Regions from separate parts of the Homo sapiens genome. Here region 1 is linked to region 2. Evidence: chromatin contacts called from ENCODE Hi-C data. All regions are on one chromosome and are shown on one strand. Each heading gives the region's core, a stretch centred on a gene start or an enhancer-like site at or near the end of the contact. The rest is flanking DNA. Distances are from core to core; before and after follow the strand shown. Region 1 holds the start of SWSAP1 (SWIM-type zinc finger 7 associated protein 1). Region 2 holds the start of VMAC (vimentin type intermediate filament associated coiled-coil protein).

The links. Hi-C counts contacts between places; a loop is a spot of excess contacts on that map. Pooled maps may share reads with other maps.
Region 1: a loop to region 2 is called in a map of CD8-positive, alpha-beta T cell, with 16 times the contacts of the local background. The contact joins the promoter of SWSAP1 here to the promoter of VMAC in region 2. A Hi-C loop is called at or near these places in 2 of 168 maps with a recorded cell type or tissue (CD4-positive, alpha-beta T cell and CD8-positive, alpha-beta T cell) and 2 of 50 pooled maps.

What each region holds. Positions count from the first base shown.
Region 1 is chr19:11,372,263-11,376,186 of GRCh38, forward strand. SWSAP1 (SWIM-type zinc finger 7 associated protein 1) reads left to right here and starts at 2,404. Exons shown (of 2, transcript NM_175871.4): 1 at 2,404-2,667; 2 at 3,251-3,907. The coding sequence starts at 2,419. The coding sequence ends at 3,754. RefSeq lists a silencer at 2,234-2,313 and enhancers at 2,414-2,483, 2,704-2,753, 2,984-3,063, 3,084-3,133.
Region 2 is chr19:5,903,622-5,907,495 of GRCh38, forward strand. It overlaps VMAC (vimentin type intermediate filament associated coiled-coil protein), which reads left to right and starts at 1,251. Exons shown (of 2, transcript NM_001017921.4): 1 at 1,251-1,460. The coding sequence starts at 1,270. NDUFA11 (NADH:ubiquinone oxidoreductase subunit A11) reads right to left here and starts at 169. Exons shown (of 4, transcript NM_175614.5): 1 at 1-169. The coding sequence starts at 87. RefSeq lists enhancers at 1-247, 57-351, 925-1,044 and a silencer at 1,085-1,434.

The DNA of each region.
Region 1 (3,924 bases), core at 1,154-3,653, 5.5 Mb after region 2:
CAGATCACCTGAGGTCAGAAGTTTGAGACCAGTCTGACCAACACGGAGAAACCCCGTCTGTACCAAAAATACAAAATCAGCCGGGCGTGGTGGTACATGCCTGTAATCCCAGCTACTTGGGAGGCTGAGGCAGGAAAATCACTTGAACCTGGGAGACGGAGGTTGTGATGAGCCAAGATTGCACCATTGCACTCCAGCCTGGGCAACAAGAGCAAAACTCCATCTCAAAAAAAAAAAAAAAAAAAAAAGCCAGAAGGATATCTGGAAGCTGACTGCTGCACACACAAGAACATCAAGTGCAAAGGACTTGTGGTGAGGCTGTATTCAGCATGCTCCCATGTATGTAACTGTGCTGGACTCTGTGATGTGGGTGTCACTACTGAGTATTTGTGCATTTTTGTTTGTTTTTGTTGAGATAGGGTCTCGCTATGTTGCCCAGGCTGGAGTGCAGTGGCACAATCACTGCTCACTGCAGCTTTGACTTCCTTGGGCTCAAGCAATCCTCCTGCCTCAGACTCCCAAGGAGCTGGGACTACAGGTGCACGCCACCACACCTGGCTAAATTTTTTTTTTTTTTTTTGAGACAGAGTCTCGCTCTGTCGCCCAGGCTGGAGTGCAGTGGCGCGATCTCGGCTCACTGCAAGCTCCATCTCCCGGGTTCACGCCATTCTTCTGCCTCAGCCTCCCAAGCAGCTGAGACTACAGGCGCCTGCCACCATGCCTGGCTAATTTTTTTTTCTATTTTTAGTAGAGGCTGGGTTTCACCGTGTTAGCCAGGATGGTCTTGATCTCCTGACCTTGTGATCTGCCCACCTCGGCCTCCCAAAGTGCTGGGATTACAGGCGTGAGCCACCGCGCCCGGCCAACACCTGGCTAATTTTGAAGTATTTTGTAGAGATGGGGGTCTCCCTACATTGCCCAGGCTGGTCTTGAACTCTTGGCCTCAGGCAATCCTCTTGCCTTGGCCTCCCAAAGCACTGGGACTACAGACATAAGCCACCACACCTGGCCTGTATGTGCATTTGGAGTGTTGAAATGTGAGGTGAATCATGCGTTGTATATCTGCTGGGGGATGGGGGCTGAGGTGGCGTGTTTGACAGCGCAGTGTATCGGTGTGCTTCACTGTGTGTGTCTGTGTGTGTAGTGGCAATGTCATAGTTGCGTGTTTTGCAAGAGAAAGGGTGTGGGGGATGAATGTGGGACAGAGTTTGTATGGGATGCTTTGTGTCAGGATAGGGCAAGGTTGGAGCATGTGGATGATGGGGATTCTGAAAGTAGAATATATTCAGAGATGCCATGGTGTGTGTGTGTGTGTGTGTGTGTGTGTAGAGGGGTGTGAGTGAGCCCAGCTGTGTGAGTGGGTGTGTTGGGGGATGTCGTGGAGCTGTTTTCTGGTCCCAGAGGGAGAGAGAAAGCCCAGGAAATCTCACTTTCTCCCTGCCCCTGGGTCTCCAGGCAACGGCACCACTTTGGAGTTACCAGGAGACAAGGTTGCCAGGGCAACACAGGCGTGAGTGGCAGCTCTGGGGCGAAGTCTGGGTGAGAAGATCCAGCCAGGGATCACGATCATTCACTTTGTTCCTCCCTTTCTCCCTGTTTCTCATCAATCCCACCTCCCTTCCTTCATTGTCTTAACGAGCACGTATTTGAGAACCTACAAATGTGCTAGGTGCTATTCTCGGTACTGGAGAACAGAAGTGAACAAGACAATGTCCCTGCTGTATCTCTCCTTCAGTCTTCCAGCTCCTGTCTCTTTATCTCTCCTGCTTCCTTCTTTGTCCTGCGGTCCTGCCTTCCCCCCGTACCACAAAGGCGGCCCCACAGAACCCCTTAGCCAGTGAGGAAGTAAGTTGAGAGGCTTCATCTCACAGACTTTCGGGGATGGCCGTTGATGTTTTGTCCACGAGCCTGTGTCCCCAGACACACACTCCGGCCCATACTCAGGTGCACAGAAAGACAAGCACACAGCTCATCCCCCTCTCCAAAACTCTCAGTTGTCATTGGATGACATCAGCAAAACCACACACAAATACATGCCGATCACAATACTCCTCTGAGATATCATAAGCCCCATTTTACAGCAGGGCAAACTGAGGCTAGGAGCCTTTAAATAATATGTCACTCATTCTGGTCTACTCCTCCAACTTTCAACCCTTATATTTGTCTGATTAGCTGACAATAATAGTATTCGTGCTGGTTCCCCCAGCAGCCTCCCTCAGGGAAGGGTCTTATTTCCCTCGAATGCACCCATTCCTCCGCATAGGTTCTAACCATTTGCCCATTCACCTGAGGAATCGAGTTTTGATGGACAGATTCCTAGACCAATAGAGAAACTAAGTGAACTGTACCGATGCGGCCACGGCTTGGGCGGGACTAAGGCTGGGAACGAGCCACCGATTGGTCAGAGCTACGCGGCGAATGGCGGAGACGCTGAGGCGGGTGCTAACCAGGGGCGGTGCGGCCTGGTCCGGGGAGGAGAACATGCCTGCCGCCGGACCGCCTTTGCTGCTGCTCGGTACACCAGGATCTGGAAAAACAGCGCTGCTATTTGCTGCGGCCCTAGAGGCGGCGGGGGAGGGCCAAGGCCCAGTCCTCTTCCTGACACGAAGGCCTCTTCAAAGCATGCCCCGCGGGACCGGAACGACTCTAGACCCAATGCGACTCCAGGTAACCGTGGGGGTGGGAGCAGAGGCGTTCTAGCCAATGGTGGAGTAGATCCGGGATATTGAGTAACAGGTAGACAAGCCAATGGAGAGGACGGTGGAAGAGCGAGCCAGGGCAGCCACGATGGGGCGGAGTCAGGCAGGCGGAGTGAGGAGTGGCACCACGCGGAGCTTAGTTAAGATTGAAGTGAGAGCCCATCCAATGATGGGCGGTGTTAGCAAGAGGCGGTGCCCAGAGATTGAAGTCCGGCCCATCAAGGGGCGGGGCTAAGCTTGGGTCCATTCTGGACCTGAGTTGGTTCCTGTTAGTGTCAAGGATGGGGTCAGACCGAGAATGCTGGGGGAGGGTTTTCCGTGGAAAAATTGCGCTAGAGATTTGGCCAAAAACAAACAAGCAAAAATGGCTTGCCCTCAACTAATACTCGGCAGTGATGAGTGCTGGAAAAACGGGCGAATATAAGAATATTTAACAGCTCTGAACTGGTTCATCCTGGAACCAAGGAAAGTATGCAAGGAGGCAGGGTTACTTTTAAGGAGTCTGGCTTCCTGTGCTGAATCCGGCCCTTTCCTTCTGTTTCTCCTTCTAGAAGATCCGCTTCCAGTACCCACCCTCAACCCGAGAGCTTTTCCGGCTCCTGTGCTCTGCCCATGAGGCCCCGGGGCCAGCCCCCTCCCTTCTGCTGCTCGACGGCCTAGAAGAGTACCTAGCGGAAGACCCAGAGCCCCAGGAAGCCGCCTACCTCATTGCCTTACTTCTAGACACAGCTGCCCACTTCAGCCACCGGCTTGGGCCTGGCCGGGATTGTGGGCTCATGGTGGCCCTCCAGACCCAGGAGGAAGCAGGTAGTGGGGACGTCCTGCACCTGGCACTGCTCCAGCGGTATTTTCCTGCCCAGTGCTGGCTGCAGCCAGATGCACCAGGTCCAGGAGAGCACGGCCTCCGAGCCTGCCTGGAGCCAGGCGGGCTGGGCCCCAGAACAGAGTGGTGGGTGACTTTCCGATCAGATGGAGAAATGATGATCGCTCCGTGGCCCACCCAGGCTGGTGACCCCAGCTCAGGCAAGGGTTCAAGCTCTGGAGGCCAGCCCTGAGCTTTGGTGGGTGACTACCTCTCTGTGCTTCAGTTTCCCATGGCTGGAATACTTACCTCAGGGACATATGCAGATCCAAAGACCTAAACAATGTAAAGTGCTTTTTCTCTTTTAAAAGTATAGCATTATCTTGTATATATTTTACCCAATCAATATGTTGTTTATAGTTT
Region 2 (3,874 bases), core at 1-2,500:
GGCAATACTGGTGGTGCTGTAGGCTTTGCGGTGGCAATCGGTGCCATCGGGGATATCCCAGTACTGACGAAAAACCTTCGGCGCCATAGCCCGCAATCTCGATCCCGCACCACGGACCCCGCCAGCTCGGGAAGCGCAAGGGCAGCCGCGGCTGGCTATCGCGAGACTTCTCGGGCTGCGCGCGCAACCTTTCGGGCTAGCGGGCCGGCAACAAGTGAGCAACTTTATTGATAGGCGCGGACATGGACATGGATCGCGCGCACGCGCCGGGGACCGGCCTGGAGGAAGAGAGTAGCACGTGCATCCCCAGGCCGATTCCTAGAGGGTGAAACTGAGGACGACTGCGATCAGTGCAGACAGATTTCGCTAGTCCCAGCTCAGGGAGTCCTAGGTTAGGGACTACTAGAGGCGGGGACTATCTACTAGGGGAGGGGCCGGGCTCAGACTGGGACGGGCGGGACTCCAGTTGATAGGAGCAAGACATGACGAAACAATGACTGGGGGGCGGGGCATGGCGGGGATGTGGCCACACCCAGTGTCAGAATCTGCATAGCGAGTGGTCATGCCCTGTGGTCAGTCACCAAGCTGGAGTCTGAGCAGCGTGCTACTGTTTTGGGCCGTGGACAGGATCAGGGGCGGGGATTATCGGGAAAGTGACCAATGACAATACGAGAAGCTCAGCGGGACGTGGCCTCTGTTCACCCCGCGGCTGTCCCACGCCCTAGGCCGGATGAAGTACACAGGCGCTTGACTTGGGGGCGTGGCTAGAATTGGAGGCATAACCTAAAAGGGACTTGACCAATCTGAGACTGTATAAGGGATGAAGGGGCGAGGCCGTGCCTGGATCTACCCCTGACAGGCCACAGGTTCGGGGGGCGTGGTCAGGCTTGCTGTTTCGCGGAGTCCGGGCCAATCCTGGTGTTAGCTTCCAAGTAGGGAGGGGACAGTATCGAAGGTGTGACCAATCTTGTTTCCAGAGCCTGAGTTGCGCGAGCCGCCAAAGGATGTGGCCAGCCTGGGGGCGTGGCTGTCAAGATCTTGTCCAATCCTAGAGTGAGCCCAAACTCAGGGGCGGAGTTTCATGATCCCGGAACCGGTGGTAGTGTTTGGGTTTGAGGAGAGCACGACCCAGCCCTCTGGGGTGGGGTCTAGCGGGGTCAGCGACCAATCGCGCCGAGGTCTAGTGGGGCGGGGCCCTCCCGGGGGCGGGGCCTGTGCCAGTTCCGGGCCGCCTGGGGGCGTGGCCGGGCCTGTACAGCAGCCTGGGCCATGTCGGCGCCGCCGGCCCTGCAGATCCGGGAGGCAAACGCACACCTGGCAGCCGTGCACCGGCGCGCAGCGGAGCTGGAGGCGCGGCTGGACGCGGCGGAGCGCACGGTGCACGCCCAAGCCGAGCGCCTGGCCCTCCACGACCAGCAGCTGCGCGCCGCCCTAGACGAACTGGGTCGCGCCAAGGACCGGTGAGGCCCGGGGCCGGCCAGGTGGACTTCACCGAGGCGGTAGGCGGAGGCAGAGCCGAGGCTGGAAAGCGAGGAAGGGCAGGGGGAACCGTGTGCACTTGTATAGACGCTAGACTGAGTATCGGATTGATAAAAACACCAAAAAACTCGAATTAGTAATCAGTATGTAAAGTTGCGAGAAGTGACACAGGTGTGGACCTCTAACTTCAAACAGGCCCACTTTCCCACAGGTGCTGAGCGACGCAGGGACCACAGACCGCCCAGCGTAGGCATTGGGAGCCATAGCAGGCTCTTCAGCAGGGGAGGAGGGGATCATATCAGCATTTTAACTTTTAAAATTTATTATTATTTTTTTGAGACGGAGTTTCGCTCTTGTCGCCTAGGCTGGAGTGCAGTGGCGTGATCTCAGCTCACTGCAACCTCCACCTCCCAGATTCAAGCGATTCTCCTGCCTCAGCCTCCCGTGTAGCTGGGATTACAGGCGCCCGCCACCACGCCCGGTCGATTTTTTGTATTTCTAGTAGAGACTGGTTTTCGTCACGTTGTGCAGGCTGGTCTCTAACTCCTGACCTCAGGTGATCCGCCCGCCTCAGCCTCCTAAAAGTGCTGGGATTACAGGGGTGAGCCACCGCACCCGGCCTAAATTTATTATTTTTGAGGCAGGGCCTCACTCCTATGCCCAGGCTGGAGTGCACCTCGACCTCCGGAGCTCAGGTGATTCTCCCACCTCAGTCTCCCAAGCAGCTGGGACTACAGGCGTCCACCACCACGCATGGCTTATTTTTTGTATTTTTTTGTAGAGACAGTTTTGCCCTGTTGCCCAGTTTGGTCTTGAACTCCTGGGCTCAAGCAGTCCTCCCACCTCACCCTTCCAAAGTGCTGGGATTACAGGCTAAGCCACCATGCCTATCTATTATTTTTGAGAGAGGGTCTTGCTCTGTTGCCCAGGCTGGAATGCAGTGGTGCGATCTCGACTCACTGCAGTCTCACCCTCCCTCCTCAGCCTCTCAAGTAGCTGGGATTACAGGCGTGCGACAGCACACCTGGCTGATTTAAAAAAAAAAATCCTTTAGAAATGGGGTCAGACTATGTTGCCTAGGCTGGCCTTGAACTCCTGGGCTCAAGTGATCCTCCTGCCTCAGCCTCCCGAAGTGCTGGGATTATAGGCACGAGCCACCATGCTGGCCCATATCAGCATTGTTGAAGAGTCCCTCTGACAGCTGAGGATGAAAGAGATGAGACAGGCACCCAGGGAGGTGGGAGGAGCTGGGTCCCAGGTGGGAACTATTACTTCAGAGCTAATTGGACATATTCATTTTTACCGAGCACCTGCTCTGTGCCAGGCACTCATTCATTCGTCTTCATTGAGCACCTACTGTGTGTCAGGCATTCTGCTGAGTACTGGAGCACATCAGTAAGACTTAGCCTTGCCCATTGGGTATCCACAGTCCAGTGGAGAGACAGACATGTCACTGGGCAGTTACATCATTGGTGGCCAGCGGCCATGATGGAGGGGCATATGGGGCTCTGAGGGATCTCAGAGTGAAGGCTTCCCAGAGGAAGAGCCTACTAAGAATAGGTGGGAAAAGATAATGGAAAGGAACGAACTGCAGGAAGAGTGAGGGGACGAAATGAGGGTTCTCATAAGAAAATGCCATAAACTGGCTGGGTGGTGGCTCACGCCTGTAATCCCAGCACTTTGGAAGGCTGAGGCAGGCAGATCACCTGAGGTCAGGAGTTCGAGACCAGCCTGGCCAACATGGCGAAACCCTGTCTCTACTAAAAATACAAAAAAATTAGCTGGGTGTGGTGGCACACGCCTGTAGTCCCAGCTACTCGGGAGGTTGAGGCACGAGAATCGCTTGAACCCAGGAGGCGGAAGTTGCAGTGAGCCGAAATTGTGCCACTGCACTCCAGCCTGGGCAACAGAGAGAGACTCTGTCTCAAACAAACAAAAAAACAAAATGCCATAAATTAAGTGGCTTAAACAAGAGGTTTGTTTCTCAGCGTTCTGGAGGCTGGACGTCCGAGAGCAGGGTGCCAGCATGGTCAGGTTATGGGAGGGCCCTCTTCCGGGCTTGCAGATTTCTGGCTTCTCTCTGTGTCCTCACAGGGCAGAGAGAGCCAGGGAGTTCTTTTGTATCTCTTCATATAAGCACACTAATCCCATCATAGAGACCCCCACCCTGACAACCTCATCTAACCCTAATCACCTCCAAAAAGCTCCATCTCTAAATACCCTTCTGCTATGGTTAGACTTTGTGTTTCCACCCAAATGTCAGCTTGAATTGTAATCCCATAATGCCCACGTGGTGTGGAAGGAACTGGTGGGAGGTAAATGAATCATGGGGGATGGTTTCCCCTTCATGCTATTCTCATGATAGTGAGTGAGTTCTCATGAGATCTGATGGCTG